Linked DNA regions of Mus musculus: region 2 is linked to region 1. A link is a loop called in an ENCODE intact Hi-C map of the cell type or tissue named here. Cell type or tissue: heart. All regions are shown on one strand.

Region 1 (8,000 bases):
GGAATGGATACAGAAAATGTGGTACATTTACACAATGGAGTACTACTCAGCTATTAAAAAGCATGAATTTATGAAATTCCTAGGCAAATGGATGGACCTGGAGGGCATCATCCTGAGTGAGGTAACCCAATCACAAAGGAACTCACACAACATGTACTCACTGATAAGTGGATATTAGCCCAGAAACTTGGGATACCCAAGATATAAGATACAATTTGCTAAACGCATGAAACTCAAGAAGAACGAAGACCAAAGTGTGGACACTTTGCTCCTTATTAGAATTGGGAACAAAACACCCATGGAAGGAGTTACAAAGACAAAATTTGGAGCTGTGATGAAAGGATAGACCATCTAGTGATTGCCATATCCAGGGATCCATCCCATAATCAGCTTCCAAATGCTGACACCATTGCATACACTAGCAAGATTTTGCTGATAGGACCCAGATATAGCTGTCTCTTGTGAGACTATTCCAGGGCCTAGCAAACACAGAAGTGGATGCTCACAGTCAGCTGTTGGATGGATCACAGGGCCCCCAATGGAAGAGCTAGAGAAAGTACCCAAGGAGCTAAAGGGAACTGCAACACTATAGGTGGAACAACAATATGAACTAACCAGTACCCCTGAGCTCTTGTCTCTAGCTGCATATATATCAAAAGATGGCCTAGTCGGCCATCACTGGAAAGAGAGACCCATTGGACTTGCAAACTTTATATGCCCCAGTACAGGGGAACGCCAGGGCCAAAAAGGGTGAGTGGGTGGGTAGGGGAGTGGGGGGTGGTTATGGGGGACTTTTGAGATAGCATTGGAAATGTAAATGAGGAAAATACCTAATAAAAAATTAAAAAAAAAAAGAGTCGTTCGCACACCATGTAAGACTTTGTTGAGGAAAATAAATGCTTCCTTTGTATTGGAAATATCGCTCAGAGACAGCCTCTGTGTTACAACGTGGGCCTGTGTCCACTTCAACTCTCAGCTATGGGACTCCATCAGGCCCATACCTGTGCAGGCTCTGTGCATTCCACCACAGGCTCTGGGAGTTCATACGTGCACCAGTCCTGCTATGTTTACAAGGCCGTGTGCCCTTCGTCTTCTCCATCCCTGTTTGCTCTTGGACTCTTTCTGCCTCTGGGATTAGAAGACCAGGGTTGTGGGCACAGTAGCTGAGTTTTTTATTTCTAGGCTGTTTTCTCTTTAACTCATCCTCCAGTCCAAACCAACATGTCTGGCTTGCATTGGGCTTGCCAAGCCTGGCCTCTGTGGGATGATGTTTTAAAAGGCCTCTTTCTCCACATCTGAGCCTCACCTCCTGTGACAGATACAAGAATGTCTACTGTCCTTACCTGCATGATCAAACCGAGGCTATTCTTATCAGTGATTTGGGGAGAAACCCCCCAAGTTCCAGAGAAATGCTTCCTACATCCTGTAAACTGGTTGAAACTTGTCTACTCGCGACACATTACTGTAAGTGGCTCTGGTATATTTCCCCATAAATCATGGACAGGATGGATGGGTTACAAGGGAAGAAACTGAGGACAATTAGGACACACTGTGGAAGTGCAGAGCCTGGAACTAAAGTCCCCTAAAACCTCCACAGATCACTCCAACCCACAGTGACACTACATAGACCAACCAGTTATGACAGGAACTACATCTAGACCATCAGTGACCAAGCCATCTCAGTCAATCAACAGTCAAGCGAGGGAGTGAAGATTGAAAAAGAAAACCAGACAAAATTATAACATGACTCCAGCTCCAGGCTGAAGCAGGTTTATGTCTCTCCAGCCTGCTTTTATATCATTCTAGGTGCATCCAAAACACATGGTCAGTTCTAGATCAAAAGCAAAGTCATCAGGCGAAGTAGTAAACAGGAAGGTCACACAAGATACTAATTAAGTAAAGTATCGAACAAAAGGATCACACAAGGCAGTAAGTAAAGTAATAAACAAAGCCCCATGGTCACTCTTTCTAATATTCTTATCTGAGCCTTCTTCCTTGTCCAAACCCAGTGACAAGTGCCAAATTCCTAGAAGTGGCACCAAAAGCTCTCAACATCTCCCCCTTTTTGACTTCATAAACCAGGCTATGCCTGTCTTAGTTGATTCTGACAAGGATGCCTTCCTTACCCATCTTGGAATTTACATTTTCAAAAACAATGTAATTCTGTCTTAGGTTGGTAAGGCACTGTACAGAAAATTACCCGTCTTTGGCCACCAGCCTGTTAGATTAATAACCCTGGCTGGGGGGGGGGGGATCCATTTTTAGTTTCGAGCCATGTATTTTGGCCGTCAACATGTTGATGTTGTTAAAGGCAAGTTTCATCACAAGGGCAGGAATAAAAGTATTCCCAGGACAAGGAAGGCTAACATGGTCAAGCTATATAAGCCATTCTTGAAACTTGACAAAGATGGAAATACTGACCCTTCAGCCATGAATCAGGATGACCAAGATAAAAGGAAAGCCATGCACTCCTGGGCAGAGTTTACTTCAAGCTTTGTATTCCTTAAATTCATGTTCTCCTTACACAAAGTTAAGCTATCCAGAGAGGTGTTAGAATTATGGCAAACACCCTGCAAGTGTCTTTGAATTTTCCATTGATATTTAACGTGACACTTGAGATGACCTCTTATTCTTAAACTCTGAGCCTCCTCTCCAGTAGTTTGAATAGTATCAATAAGAATGTCAATTTGTTGTTCTAGATGTCTATCTGAATCTTCTTGAAAACTCAGAGCACTAATAACATTTTTTGCTAAGTAATTAACAAAAGTAGCTGTCCTAACTTCTTGTGTCAAAGCAATTACAGAAGCAGTTGGTGCTAATTAATATAATCAAAGCTGCTACACCAGCAATCATCAAGTCCACTCCACCTTGCTCCTGCTTAAAGCCTGACTCACTTCTTCCAGTATTTACAAGTCTTTTTCAAAATGCCAAGGTCTTGTAATACTCACAAGCAAAGAACCAATAACACTCTTCTTTTTACGTGTATGTGGGTGCCTATGGACCTCAGAGGTGTCAGATCCCCCAGAGTTAGACTTACATGTGATTGTGAGCCACTTGGTTAGAGTGATAGGAATCAAACTCAAAGTCCTCTGGAAGAATAATATGTGACCTTAGCCACTGAGCCATCTCTCCAGCCCCATCCAGGAACACTTATGGCTTATTGATTCTTTGCACTTGAGGTGCTATCTCAATGGTTCGTGACTCATGTACCACTGCAATGGGAATCAAAACCCTCTCCTGCTGCAAGCAGAGCCCAATTGTGACAATGAAATCCAGAGTCAGAAGAAAAGGCAGCTATGGATTAACCTACTCTTCCCTTTGTGGTAACTGAGTTTCCTTGAAACTGGATTAGATAAACATATCTCAGTCTCTCCCTGTTAAGACCTATTGTGTGTATTTAGATAGAACCACACACTAAGGGGCTGGGGAGATGGCTCAGCAGTTAAAAATGCCAGCTGCTTTTACAAGGACCAGAGTTTGGTTCCCAGCACCCACGTGGTAGCTCATAACCATCTGTAATTATAGTTCCAAGGGATCTGACGTACTCTTCTGGCCTCCGTGGGTACCAGGCATGCACATGGTGAATGTATGTATATCCAATCAAACACCCATACACATAAAATAAAACTAAAGTTTATACAAACACATTCAGACTTTCCAAGTATTGAGATTCAAATATTGAGATTCAAGTACAAAAATCATTCCAATTATTAACTTCCTGATCTATTACACACTCTTCAGGAAAAATTATGGCATGTGTGGCACAGCCACACAAGCCCTGAGGTCACAGCTACTTGGGAAGCAGAGGCAGGTGGATGGTGAGTTCCAGGCCAGCCTGGGAAATTTATAAGATCCTGTCTATCTTTTGTGTTCTTGGTGGGGATCATTGTCCTTTATGAATCTCGTTGACGATTACATCAGTGTTTCATGTACAGTTCCATTCTCCCCACAGAGAATCGGCTACATTAATGACTGTGTGCGATGGCTCACGTGTACAACCCCAGAACTTGGGAAGCTTGTCTCAAAAAAAAAAAAAAAAGTAATACACTGTTAAATATTTAATCACCTGGTTTAAGACCCATGTAACTATTTTTAACAGGATAGAAAACTCTTAATTTTAAAATGAAAGTCCCAGGCTGGAGACCAGTGATGAAGATGATGATGTAGATGAAGATGTGTAAATTCCCTCTCAAAGAACTGCAAGTGAGGGAGGCTTATCCTGGCCGGTCATGGGCCCAGGGTGAGGGATGCCCTTGGAGTCAGCTGAGAACAGAAGAGCAGGTTGCCGAGGAGCCAGATCCTGCAGAGAAGGAGGCTCCACTGGGAAGCACGCGGGGAAGGAAGAAACGCTTCCTCCTTTATCCCCCATCTCCCCTCTCCCTTTTCCCCTTCTCCTTCTCCCCCGCCCCTCCCACCCCTTGTCTATCAGTGACAGTGATCAGATCTCACAACTAAGAATGACCCTGGAGTTTGCTATCTCTGAGCCGAGGCTGTCAGATGAGTCAGTCTCAGCATCCATGCGAAAACTTCTGAAGCCCCAGCCTTGTTGTAATACCCGCAATTGCCTCCCTCCAACATGGTGATGGATACTGCTTGGTGAGAGGGTCCTGAAAGCACAAAGACAGGTCCTCCACCTCCCAGTATTGTGGTTGCTTCCCTTGTTTACACTGCACATGGAGTGTGCAGCCTGTCTGAAGGCTAAAACATGAGCCAACCCAGGGAATGCCTTGAAAGTCTCAGGAGGGTCTGCGGAAACCAACCTAACACAGAGACTGCAATGTTATGTGTGGCCAGCAGAGGCCTCTAGCGGGCTGAGGAGAAAAGTGGCCCAGGTGACAACTCAGGCTTCAGTTCCTTGACTGCTCAAGAGAATAACCATAGAAAGACTAGCTCACACGTTCAGCTGACTCTCCCCGTGCTCTGCGCAGGCTCTGACTATCCAGGCCCCAGGACGGAGCTGCCTTGGGCTTCTCTGTTGTACTCTTTGGGACCACACTTCTACTCTGTCTACTGCAATTTCAGCAAAGTACTATATCGTGGTTTCGATTTTTAAATGATTTTCTTTTTCCCCTGCATACTTTCTTCTAATTCTATTTACTCATCTATTCATTACTGGATAAAGCTTTTTCCTCCTCATTTCTTTTTGATTCTGTTCTCCTGTGTCGTTCCCCCCCCCATGTTCCTTGCTAGTTATTACTAATATTTCAGGGTTTTAAAAAATCTTTTAATTATTGGAAAATACTTATTCTGTTTATATGTGTGATTATATATGTGCGTGTACATGTATACACATACATAATGTTTGCGTGTGTTATTGAGTGTGCAGGACATGAAACTATAAAAGGGACCATGACACTCTAAAGAGACATCTTAAGGGAGGAGGAGAGAGAAAGAGAGGGAGATTGGGCACATATGACATCAAAGCAGATAGGAGACTATCAGGAGTGGGCAGCCAGCAAGAGAGTCTGGGAAAGGTAGTGGGGAGAGGGACAGGTTAGAAGGCGGTGTGCAGACACATGTATAAAAACACTGTGATCCAATCCTGACTCAAGGGATAAAAACAAAGTTTCTTTTCAATCCCCTTATCTTAATCTCAAGATGACAACATAAGTACAGTTACTGTTTTTTCCTTATTGTTCGCAGTACCGAATCAGAATATTCAAATACGACCATTTAAAGTAAGAGCTCTTGTCGAGTGTAGTGGCTCATGCTTGTATTTCAGGACCTGAAAACTAAGGTAGGAGGGATTGCTGAGAATTTGATGCTCATGTTGGGCTACACAGACTATTCCTGCCAGGCTGGGCTTCAGAGTGAGAACCTGTCTCAAATACAGCAAAAGTAAGAGGTATGCACGGAAGTTGTGGGCTCTGCGGTAAAGTACCCGCTGCGCATGTGCGAAGCTCTGGGTTCCACATCCACAACAAGCAAACAGATCCACCCAGCTCCTTTTTTTAGCTGGATGTGTTTGTACCCTCTGTGATTCCAGCGCTGGAGAGGCCGGAGAAGGAGGGACACGAATTTGAGGTCAGCCTGAAGTACAGGTTGACTTCATGACAGTCAGAACTGCATAGTGTAGGTTAGTTACAAGGTTAGCCTGAGCCGGACGTGGTGGCGCACGCCTTTAATCCCAGCATTTAGGAGGCAGAGGCAGGCAGATTTCTGAGTTCGAGATCAGCTTGGTCTACAAAGTGAGTTCCTGAACGGCCAGGGCTATATACAGAGAAATCCTGTCTCGAAAAACTAACTAACTAAATAAATAAATAGGTTGCCTGGGTTGCATAGCAAGGTCCTGTCTGAAAATTTTAAAAATTAAAAATTTATAAGTAAAACACACGAATGAGAGCAATGACAGGAAGCATGATGTTCATCGGGAGTTTAGTAGATCCCACTGAGCAGTTGAAGGAGGATTTACAGACTGAGACATTGATTGGTGCTGGTTGACCCAGCTTTTTGTTTGTTTGTTTTGTTTTTTTCTTCGTTACAAGCCTTAGAGACAAATGTTATATTCTGTTGCCTTTGAGGCAGGAATTCTTTCCACCTGCCTCCCATCCCTCTGCAGGTTGTAGTCTTCCTTAAAGTGAGTGGCTCTTTGTTTCTTAGAAATTTTGAAAAGATTCTTTTCCTTTTTTTTATTTGGTATTTTCTTTATTTACATTTCAACTGTTTTCCCCGTTCTAGGTCTCCTTGAAAAGATTTTTTTTTAATGCTTATGTATGAGTTTCTACATGAGTGTATTGCACATGGGTGCAGGTGCCCATGCAGCCAGAAGAAGGCGTTGGATCCCGACATCCAGCTGTGGGCCCAGTGTGGGTGCTGGGAACTGAACGTGATCCCTCGGGTAGAGCAGGAAGCTCTCTCAAACAGTGAGCTGTTTCTATAACTCCTACAAATGTGCTCTTTGTCAGCCAATAAGTTAAAAAAGTTGGACAAAAGGTTTGATTGTAGCATAATAATGTTTTTAAGAAAGTGAATTCCTCTATCGGGTCTGAGATGGCTCATCAGCAGGTAAGAGCACCGGCTGCTCTTCCAGAGGACCTGGGTTTTGTTCCCAGAACCCACAGAGGGCAGATCATAAAGTTGATACTCAGCTCCAGGGCTCCATGTTTGGAGAGTGTAATTCTAAAAGCTTAAGAATTGGAACCTTAGAGCTCCATTCTTCCTCCCTTGAGGAAATGCCTCCATGAGATCCAGGTGCAAGGCAGTTTCTCAATTAGTGATCAAGGTGGGAGGGCCCATTGTGGGCGGTGCCATCCCTGGCCTGGTAGTCTTGGATTCTATCAGAGAGCAAGCTGAGCAAGCCGGGGAAAGCAAGCCAGTAAACATGGAAACATCCCTCCATGGCCTCTGCATCAGGTCCTGCTTCCTGACCTGCCTGAGTTCCAGTCCTGACTTCCTGTGGTGATGAACAGCAAGGTGGAAAGTGTAAGCTGAGTAAACCCTTTCCTCCCCCCCCCCCCAAAAAAGCCGTCCATTCTTATAGCTGGGTATGGTGGTTCATAGTTATAATTCTAGACTTGGGGCATCTGAGGCAGGAGAATTACAAGCTCACAACTAACATGGGCTGCTAGCAAAACCCTGACTCAAAGAAACAACTGTTTACATACAGAGCTGCACACTCCCCACAGCAGGGCATGTGGGCTGTGGATCACTCACATGTGTTGGATCAAATCCCCGACAAGATAATGACTAACAGAGGGGCTACCAGGGAGGCACTGGAGAAGATGCTCTCGTTCACACTGAAACATCCAGAATGAGACCACCCAGATCAGTCCAGAATAGGAGCATGGCACCCCACACCCAGCATGAGTGAGAGGGGTTTTATGAATTTAAAAGGTGCAAGGTGTCCGTGCTTAACCAAATGTCTCCATAAGTCTAACTAACTTCTGCCTTCTCTCCTCATCCTCACCATCTGACCTCTGAGCCTCTCTCTGCACTCCCACAGCCGTGCTTTGGTTCCTTGGAGTAAAGGTTTCCTTCCCCTGAACTTTCTGAATACTAGG
Region 2 (8,000 bases), 61 kb after region 1:
TGGATGGCCCATTCTGAGATACGACCTCTTCCTCGCCTCTCAGGCCATGACCAAGAACACATCCTGATCACATCTTGATCCAGTTTGGGGCAGAAGAGACTTGCTTTGAGAAATGAACCCATTGCTGTCATCTCCCCCTATGTGCCACCCTTAAACATATTTCCGGGTGTGTTGCTCAAGAACTTTATATTTTTCTCTTTAACCGTTTCCTAACCACTGGGTCTGAGCTCTATTGGCACCGTGTTTCAAAAATCTTTCTACCAAAATAAAATGCCAATAAGTTAGTAATTAGGCAGGGGCCAGGAGAAAGAAGCTGGGGCTCCCAATTTGTGAATAAAATTATTTACCGCTATTCACCATACAGCCCTACACAGGACATCTAATTTGAGTGCCTGTGCTACCATTAGGCAGCCATAGGCAGAATAAGCGTGTTTGAGGTCAGCCTAGATTTACACGAATGCTGCCTGTTAAGGAACAAGACTAGCAGATGGCTCAGATGTCACTGTCTCCATCCTCTCTCACAGCAAAGATCTTAGCAAGTCTGCAAGATTGCTCTTGTGTCCTGCTTCAGAAAGCCACAGACTGTTGCCCTCCATAGGGAAATCATAGGTTTTCTATAATATACTTCCTCGAAAAAAGTACCAAAGTCAGACTGCCTTGACCCATTGTCTGCCTACCGCAGCCTAAGGGGGTGGATTTCCCTGGACCCGTGTGGAGAGGACATACTGACACCGTCCCTGGCATATCCTGCTGGGCCTGATGCTCTATGGCCTCTGCTCTAAGAGATGTGCTCGAGTCTCTTGCCGAAATACAGAAAGGCCACAGAGAAGTGGTCCTGCGTCACCACGTCATGCTGCCCACTGCCAAGCAAAGCCTCCCTCACTCCCAGGATGCACTGGCCCCTCAGAGGGTGGCATGAAGCTGTATCGTACCCCACCACTTCAGCTTCTGTAGCATGGCCATCTGATGCTGCCCACATGGTCTGGAAGAGGATCTAGAAGCCACTTTAAATTCTGAGGGCAACATCCCTTAAGTGCATAGTCCCTGGGAATGGAGGAACTTCCTCTGGTCCAGCCTCCTGCCTGTATCCGGGCACCCCACTTATCAGGCCCCTCTGCCCCGTCTTCCATCTGGTCTTGGTCAACTTTTGTTGTCTCCCAAAAAGACTTCCTGCTTTCAAAAAGGCTATTGGGTACAGTTTTAAGCCCATTACACTCAGGCTGGGTCATTATGTTCCAAATGTCAGCACATGAGGGACATGAGATAGTATCCCTCCTCTCCCCTATGTAGCCTGTGCCTAGGTTTGGGTCAGTCCAATTGTGCAGACTGAGAAACTTGTAAGTGAGGGGAGGAATCTCACTCTGTCCTCTGAGTTTCTCCCAAGTCACGTAACTGTTTATGTTTGGTAAATTGTTTGTCACTGAAGATACATTGCTCATAAGTAAATATTTGGAGAAAAATGCCTTCTCACTTTCCATACAGAAGTAATTTATAGAGAAAAGGTGAAGAGATATAATCTGTAATTTGGCTAGTACAGTTAATCCCATACAGAGAGACCATGATGTGACCGACCATAGCGTCACCCGTTTGTATGGCGACACAGAGTTAGAGCCTCGTCATCACTTTTAATGAAAGGTGGAATGGAGCAGAAAAGAAGAGGAAAACATGTGTGCTTTATGCTTCCAAAACTAAGTGTAGCTTCGTGAAGCTGTGTGCTTGCTCTCTCTGTGTGTGCGCATGCGTGTGTTCACTTACGCATGATCATTTGTGCGCATCCCACAGGTACTGGGGCTTTGTGTCTAAACCACAGCTCACCCTGAGCCTCAATCGAGCAAAGGCTGAGAGCTGCCTCTCAGGGGCCCCTCGGCCTCGGACCAGCAACCTCTGTAACTACTTCCTCTGGCCACTTTGGATACCACTTCCCTTTCTCCAGCTGAACTTTCAAACCATTTTTCCCCCTTCAGAGCCAAGTCATGCATTCCTGACTGGTTGTGCCATCTTGTTGAGCTCTTGTTTTTGGAGGGGAGTTTTCAGAAATAGTGATAGGCAAACACTAGATAAATGACATTCCTGGTTTCCACTTGCATGCAAATGGTGCCTTGCTGCTATTTTTAAGTGTTGCTCAATTTAATGTGGTATTCTGCTGCCCGCTTGCATGCCTGTAACCGTGTATAAGGTATGGAACCCTGACTGAGTGTATGCCTGTAATTACGTGTAAGGCAGGCTGGTGCTGTGGTATAGAACTCTGATGAAGATTTGCAAATATCTGTCTGCCTTTGTGTTACTTTAGATAGGCCAATAACAGTAATGCTGGGTAATGTTGCAGAATTGCTGTCCTCACTACTACATTTCTCTTTCAGAGCTGTGCTAGTTCGATGAGAAATGTCACCAGTAAACGTGGGTATTTAAACACTTGGTCCACAGTCCCTGGTTCTGTTTAGGAAGCTTATGAAACCTTTAAGGGGTGTAGCCTTGCTGGAGGAAGTATGTCACTGGGGGTGGGCTTTGAAGGTGTATAACCCCGCCCACTTCCAATTTCCCCTCTTTGCTTCCTGAGCAAAGATGCTGTCTGCTAGCTTCCTATTTCTGCCACCTTACCACGCTATCCCCATCATTATTCTCTCCTTCTCCCTCCCGCTCCCCCTCTTCACCCCCCTTCCTCCCTCCGTTTCTGGAACTGTAAGCCAACATCCACTCTTGTTCCATAAGTTTTGTTTGGTTATGGTGTAGCTAATACAGGAGCCCATTGGGAACGTGCAGTTCAGTGGTGTCTGTGAACAAACGCCCTGAATGTGTGTAAGACTGGCAGACAGCTAAATGCCTATTGCGCGTCAGACACTGAAGCACACACACTGAGCTGTTGGCGCTGTGTGGAAATGAAAGGCTGCGATGCCAGTCCTCGTAGATGCCAGCCCTCAGTTTCGCGCCTGGCTGTTAAGTTACTATCAGACATAACAACTCCTTTCCTTAAGACAGACTCAGAGTTGAAAGGAGGTGAAATGAAAGGAACGAAACAGAGCCAGCTTTCCAGCCCTTATCAGACTTAAATATTAATAGATACTTGGCATAAGGCAGCGAACCTCGTTTCCTGATCCTTCGCGGTAGGGGCAGGCTTCGGGCTGGGTGTATGTTGCTAATTCTCCATTTGATGGCATTTGTTGGTCATCATGTTTCCCTGTCCTGACGAGAGGGTGACAGATCGGTATACAGCAAAAGGTATCAGCAGGTGAGGATGGGTCTGCCTTGACCTGGATTTCTTGCCAAGTCTCCTGATCTACATAAAATATAAAAGTAAGAGAACATACTTTTAAGGATGTGTTGCGTACTGTTGCTTATTGAATTAAACAAAGGGCAACTCATAACTGCCTGGAACGCTGACTCCAGATCTAGGGGATCCAACACCTTGTGGCTTCAGCAGGTACCAGTACTCATATGCGCCCTCTCCCTCTACCCCTCCTTCTCCCCTCCCCCTCTCCTTCCCTCCCTCTCTCCCTACTTCCCTCCCCCTTATTCCCTTTCCTTCCTTCCCTCTCCCTTATACAGACACACACAAACACATGTACAAACATGCACTAACATATATACAAACACACATACACTCATACATACAAACATACACGCACTCACAAACACATAAACCCATGCACACAGATGTACACACACTCATGCAGAGACACACATGCACTCACACACACAGACATACATGCACTCACATACATACACACATACTGATGCACAGACACATGTACACACACGTGCACACATACACAGACACATATGCACTCACACACACATGCACTCACATGCACAGACACACATGCGTACGCACACACACACAGCGTGCACACACACACACTCGCATACACATACCCACTCACCGATAGTCATATACGCAGACACAATTTTAAAAATGAAATTTTCGAGGCTTAAAAAAAAAAGAATAATTTATCTAAAAGTAAAGACTGGCATGATAGGTTCTCCTATCAAAGTGCCATCAGAGGAGTCTTACAGGGAAGGCCGTGGGTACCTGGAGCCCAGACACTGTCCTGTCTGAGACACAATTCCAGCGTCCACGATGTGTCTTGCAAAGCAACTCAAAGGAGCCAGTGAGAGGCATGAGGAGGCTTGTCCAGGACCCTGAGCACCACTGCCTCCTTGTGGCCGAGTAAAGAGCATGCAACCCACACAAACCAAAGACTGCTCTCCCTAGGGGCTTCATGGTTCTCCACAGTTGACAGCATAAAACCACCGGATACGTGTTTTGCTAGCCTCCCCCCTCCTTTGCTTGTTCAGACTTTCTTTCCCCTAGAGCTTAGGGACAGCTTGTAAGTTATTAGTTCTTACAGTAGCAGGCTTTTATCTCCTACTCCCCAGTACTGGTAATGAGACTATTTCTGATGTATTGGTCACTTAATGTTTGGGAGAAAGAGTGTAGCATGTAAACAACTTCTGACTGCATTTCTATTTAACACCGTGTTGCTTGCAGGATTAGATGGGAGGGAATAAAACGTGTCCATTATTCTAAGTAAACTCAATTCAAAGATATCCATCTTACTCTGTTACATTCTTTTTCTTGTGTAAGGAGAAAATTAATGCAAGGATGGTGTATCTGAAGGTCTTATACATAAAGACTGGCTGACTGTAAGTCCACAGTGTCAGGAAAACATAACGTGAACATGAAGAATGAATCCTACTTGGAATTTTTTCTTTAAAAAAAAAAAAGTTGTGGCCAAGAACCACCTGAAGCAGGCACCACGTGGTGTTGATGGCTCTCCTGGTTGTATCCTCTACAGTCTCATATCAAAGATCAGATGGTTCCTAGACAGAGTTGAGCCAGCTCAGAAGAATAACAGAGTCTGCAGCTGTGATGTTAAGTGTGTGTGTGTGTGTGTGTGTGTGTGTTCATTCTCAGCCTACAATGCGTATTGAGTTTTTTGTTTTGTTTTGTTTTTAAGGAAGATCTGCCCTGTGGCTGATTCCTGACCTCACGCTGAGCAATAGTCCTCCTGCCTCTGCCTTCCAAGTTCTGGGTTTACATCTACATGAAAATTAAATAGTAGGTGATTTCTCACAAGGAAGGAAAGGAACATTCTAAAAATTTGTTAAAATAGCACGAAGAGACACACTCTAGGGGCTGGAGAGATGGCTCAGTGGTTAAGGCACCTGGTGCTCTTGCAAAGGACCTGGATTCAGTTCCAGCACCCACGTGGCGGCTCACGGAACTCCAATTCCAGAGCATGCACATGGCACACATACATACATGAAAGGTAAATACTCTATATATAATATTTAGGAAAAATGAATAAAAACAGAGGAGGGGAGGGGAGGGACTGCTGGAAGAAGAGACCTTTGTTGTGACTCTAAAGCTCTCTTCCCTCAGGAGTGAAGTGACAACCTCCATACACTGAGGCAGGCAGGCCCACACCCTGGTCCTTGTCTGTGCCCCTGAAGGGCCTATGAATGCTATCATATGACTGCAGTTCTCGATGAATCTTGAGCACTCAGACCCCGGAAGGAAGCCAGGCTGTCTATAGCCTTGGGAGCAAGAATGTTTGTGATCACCCAGAGTCAGACTCTGCCCTGCAATCCTGCAGCCTTCAGGGCTACTTAGTCCCAGGAGACAGGCATCTGGGAGCTGAATGCCACAGGCGAACTTTCTCCCGACCTGGCATGACTCTACAAGAAATAACTTGTAGACCTCAAACTTTGATCTAGTAAATAGAAGAATGATGTAAATAAAGACAAACTAAGAGGAAGCAACTCACAGAACAAAGAGGAAAGTGAGAGGATTTAAACCATGTGTCTTCTAAGAGTGACCGGATTCTAATTCCTTAGCAATTTACAGCGGGGAGGTCAGATCTTAAATTCGATGATGCTTTAATTTGTAACGCTCCGTGGGTTAAGAGCTGCTAAATATTTGGTGCCTTTTTGAAACCCACTGTAACATTTGGCTTTGTACAAACAGTACTCTATGCCTTTTATAACTACCCTGGGGGCGTTCATTGCTGTGACAAATGATGCAAAACAACAGAGTAATTAATTCCTTTTAAGTTTGGGAGGTCAAACTGGGCCTGTCTGATTGGCTTCCCTCTAAAGCCCTTGCCCTGGTGTGGCAGCCTGTGTTTCTGGGCCCACAGTGGCTTCTGCTCCGGCCTCTGCTTGCCTAGCTCTTCAGTCCCCTCTGCCTCCAACCCTCCCCAACACCCCCAAATAATCCTAGGCAATCTCTCCATTGTAAATAACCTTAACTTAACCTCTGGAGAATGCTTTCCGCCACATAAAATAATATGTTCCCATGTTTGGGGGATTAGGATGTTAAAGCCTTGAAATGTGTCAAGTCAGCAACCTAGACTGACTTCACAGGGTGAGGGGAAAAAGTGAACCACAGCAGAGGGAGGCTTTGTAAGGTCAATGGGTCATTGCAGAATTCTGTAGTATAGGCATATGTAGCATATGTATAATATATGTATATATAGCATATGTTTATGTGACAAAGATATATGTCCTAGGACTAGAACTCAGGTCATCAGGCTTGATAGCGAGTACCTTTACCAGTTGGGCCATCTCCCTGGTCCCTCTTCATTCATTATTCTGCTGGTTTGACATTGCTCACTGCTTCTGAGGGCCTACAGCCTACTAGAGACCTCCATTAGCACCACACAAACTCTAGTTGTAGGGACTCATTTCCTCTGGCTCCACAGGGCCTTGGCCTTCTATTTACATTTTAACCGGTTGTTAGTCCTCACTCCAAACAACGGCCTGAGCTTGCAGCTTCGCAAGTTATATCCTAGGAAGGGCAAAAAAAGTTCTCTGGCTTCCCTTTGTGGTTCCCTGAGAAACTCGGTGTTGCAGACTCCGGGGAGAACGTTCTCAACAGATAACTGCAGTCAGAGGCTGAGGGAGCAGATACCACCATTGCTGCAGAAAAGGTCCTGTCCCGTCAAGGGGTTGCTGGGTAATTGACACACACTGACAACATCTGAAGTGCTTTGTATGTGAAGACTCTGTGTTGAGGCAGATGGGAGAGCACACTGTAACAGTTTGACTCTCCTGGGTATTAAGGCTGGAATTTTAGGACAGGCACCTGGTGACCTTGGAGGCTAGGAATTGGGAGTGGCCTAATGATCGTGGGCACAGAAGCTCTCTGCAGCTCTGTGGACGCCACTGGAGTCTCACTTATCACTGAAAGGGCTTGTGCCAGGCTGTGAGCACTGGCCTTTCTCCATCCTTACCTCTGTGGAAAGAATCAAGCTTCCCAAGGCTGCTTCTTGAAGTGCACGGTGGGAAAACCACCCCCACGTCATAGGTTCACTGGCATATAGTGGAGGCCTGTCAGGGCCTAATTAAAACCCAAATTCATGAAGTATTTACTAATGTGATAGACATAAGTATTAGCTCTTTACATAAAATTGGAGCATTTAATACTCAGAACTATGATAGACTGATCCCATTATTTTAAAGAATAAAATTGACATAAACTGCAAACCGCTTCAGGCTGAAGCCTTCACACTGCCAGCCATTGACCTACCAAAAGCATGAATGCTCATTTGTAAGGATTTTTAAAGAAAATTCTTCCGGGGCTGGAGAAATGTCAGGTTTGGCTTCTAGAACCTACACTGCAGCTCACAACCATCAGTAACTCCCGGTCCAGGGGATGTTACGCCACCTTCTGGTCTCTGTGGGTATCATCAGGCATGCACCTGGTACAATACATACATAAAATAAATTTTTAAAAAAAGGAAAATTCTTATAATAATAAAAAAAATCTATGGGAGTGTTGCCTGCATGAGTTCACATAGTTCTCAGAAAAGCCCTGATGTGTGTTTGTTTATTACCAACGCATAGACGGTAACACAGGAAGGGTCTGTAATTGCAGCTCACAGGATAGTTAACCACAGAACTGGAGTTCAAGGCCAGGTGATTGCTGGCCCTGAGATCAAAGAAATATAGAAATAGCACCTCAGCTACATAAAAAGTGTAAGAACATCTTGGGCTACATG

What was found. A loop is a pair of places that touch in the nucleus more often than their neighbours do. Peaks named below come from ENCODE experiments on the same cell type or tissue, not always from the same donor. Only the 100,000 strongest peaks of a DNase experiment are listed, where the experiment ranks them.
Region 2: it touches region 1 in a loop (6-fold over the local background); 15 of 42 quality-filtered maps call a loop at or near these places.

Annotation. Positions count from the first base shown.
Region 1 is chr5:150,093,035-150,101,034 of GRCm38, forward strand. No RefSeq gene overlaps it. Among named protein-coding and RNA genes, the nearest start is that of Gm52797, 34 kb to the right of the region's middle. In heart, no CTCF peak of the experiment used is centred here; a DNase peak (open chromatin) is centred at 4,717; H3K27me3 peaks cover 300 bases.
Region 2 is chr5:150,153,728-150,161,727 of GRCm38, forward strand. It overlaps a transcript of Fry not described here. Among named protein-coding and RNA genes, the nearest start is that of Gm52797, 27 kb to the left of the region's middle. In heart, CTCF peaks have their summits at 4,168 (motif pointing left) and 7,667 (motif pointing left); a DNase peak (open chromatin) is centred at 4,174.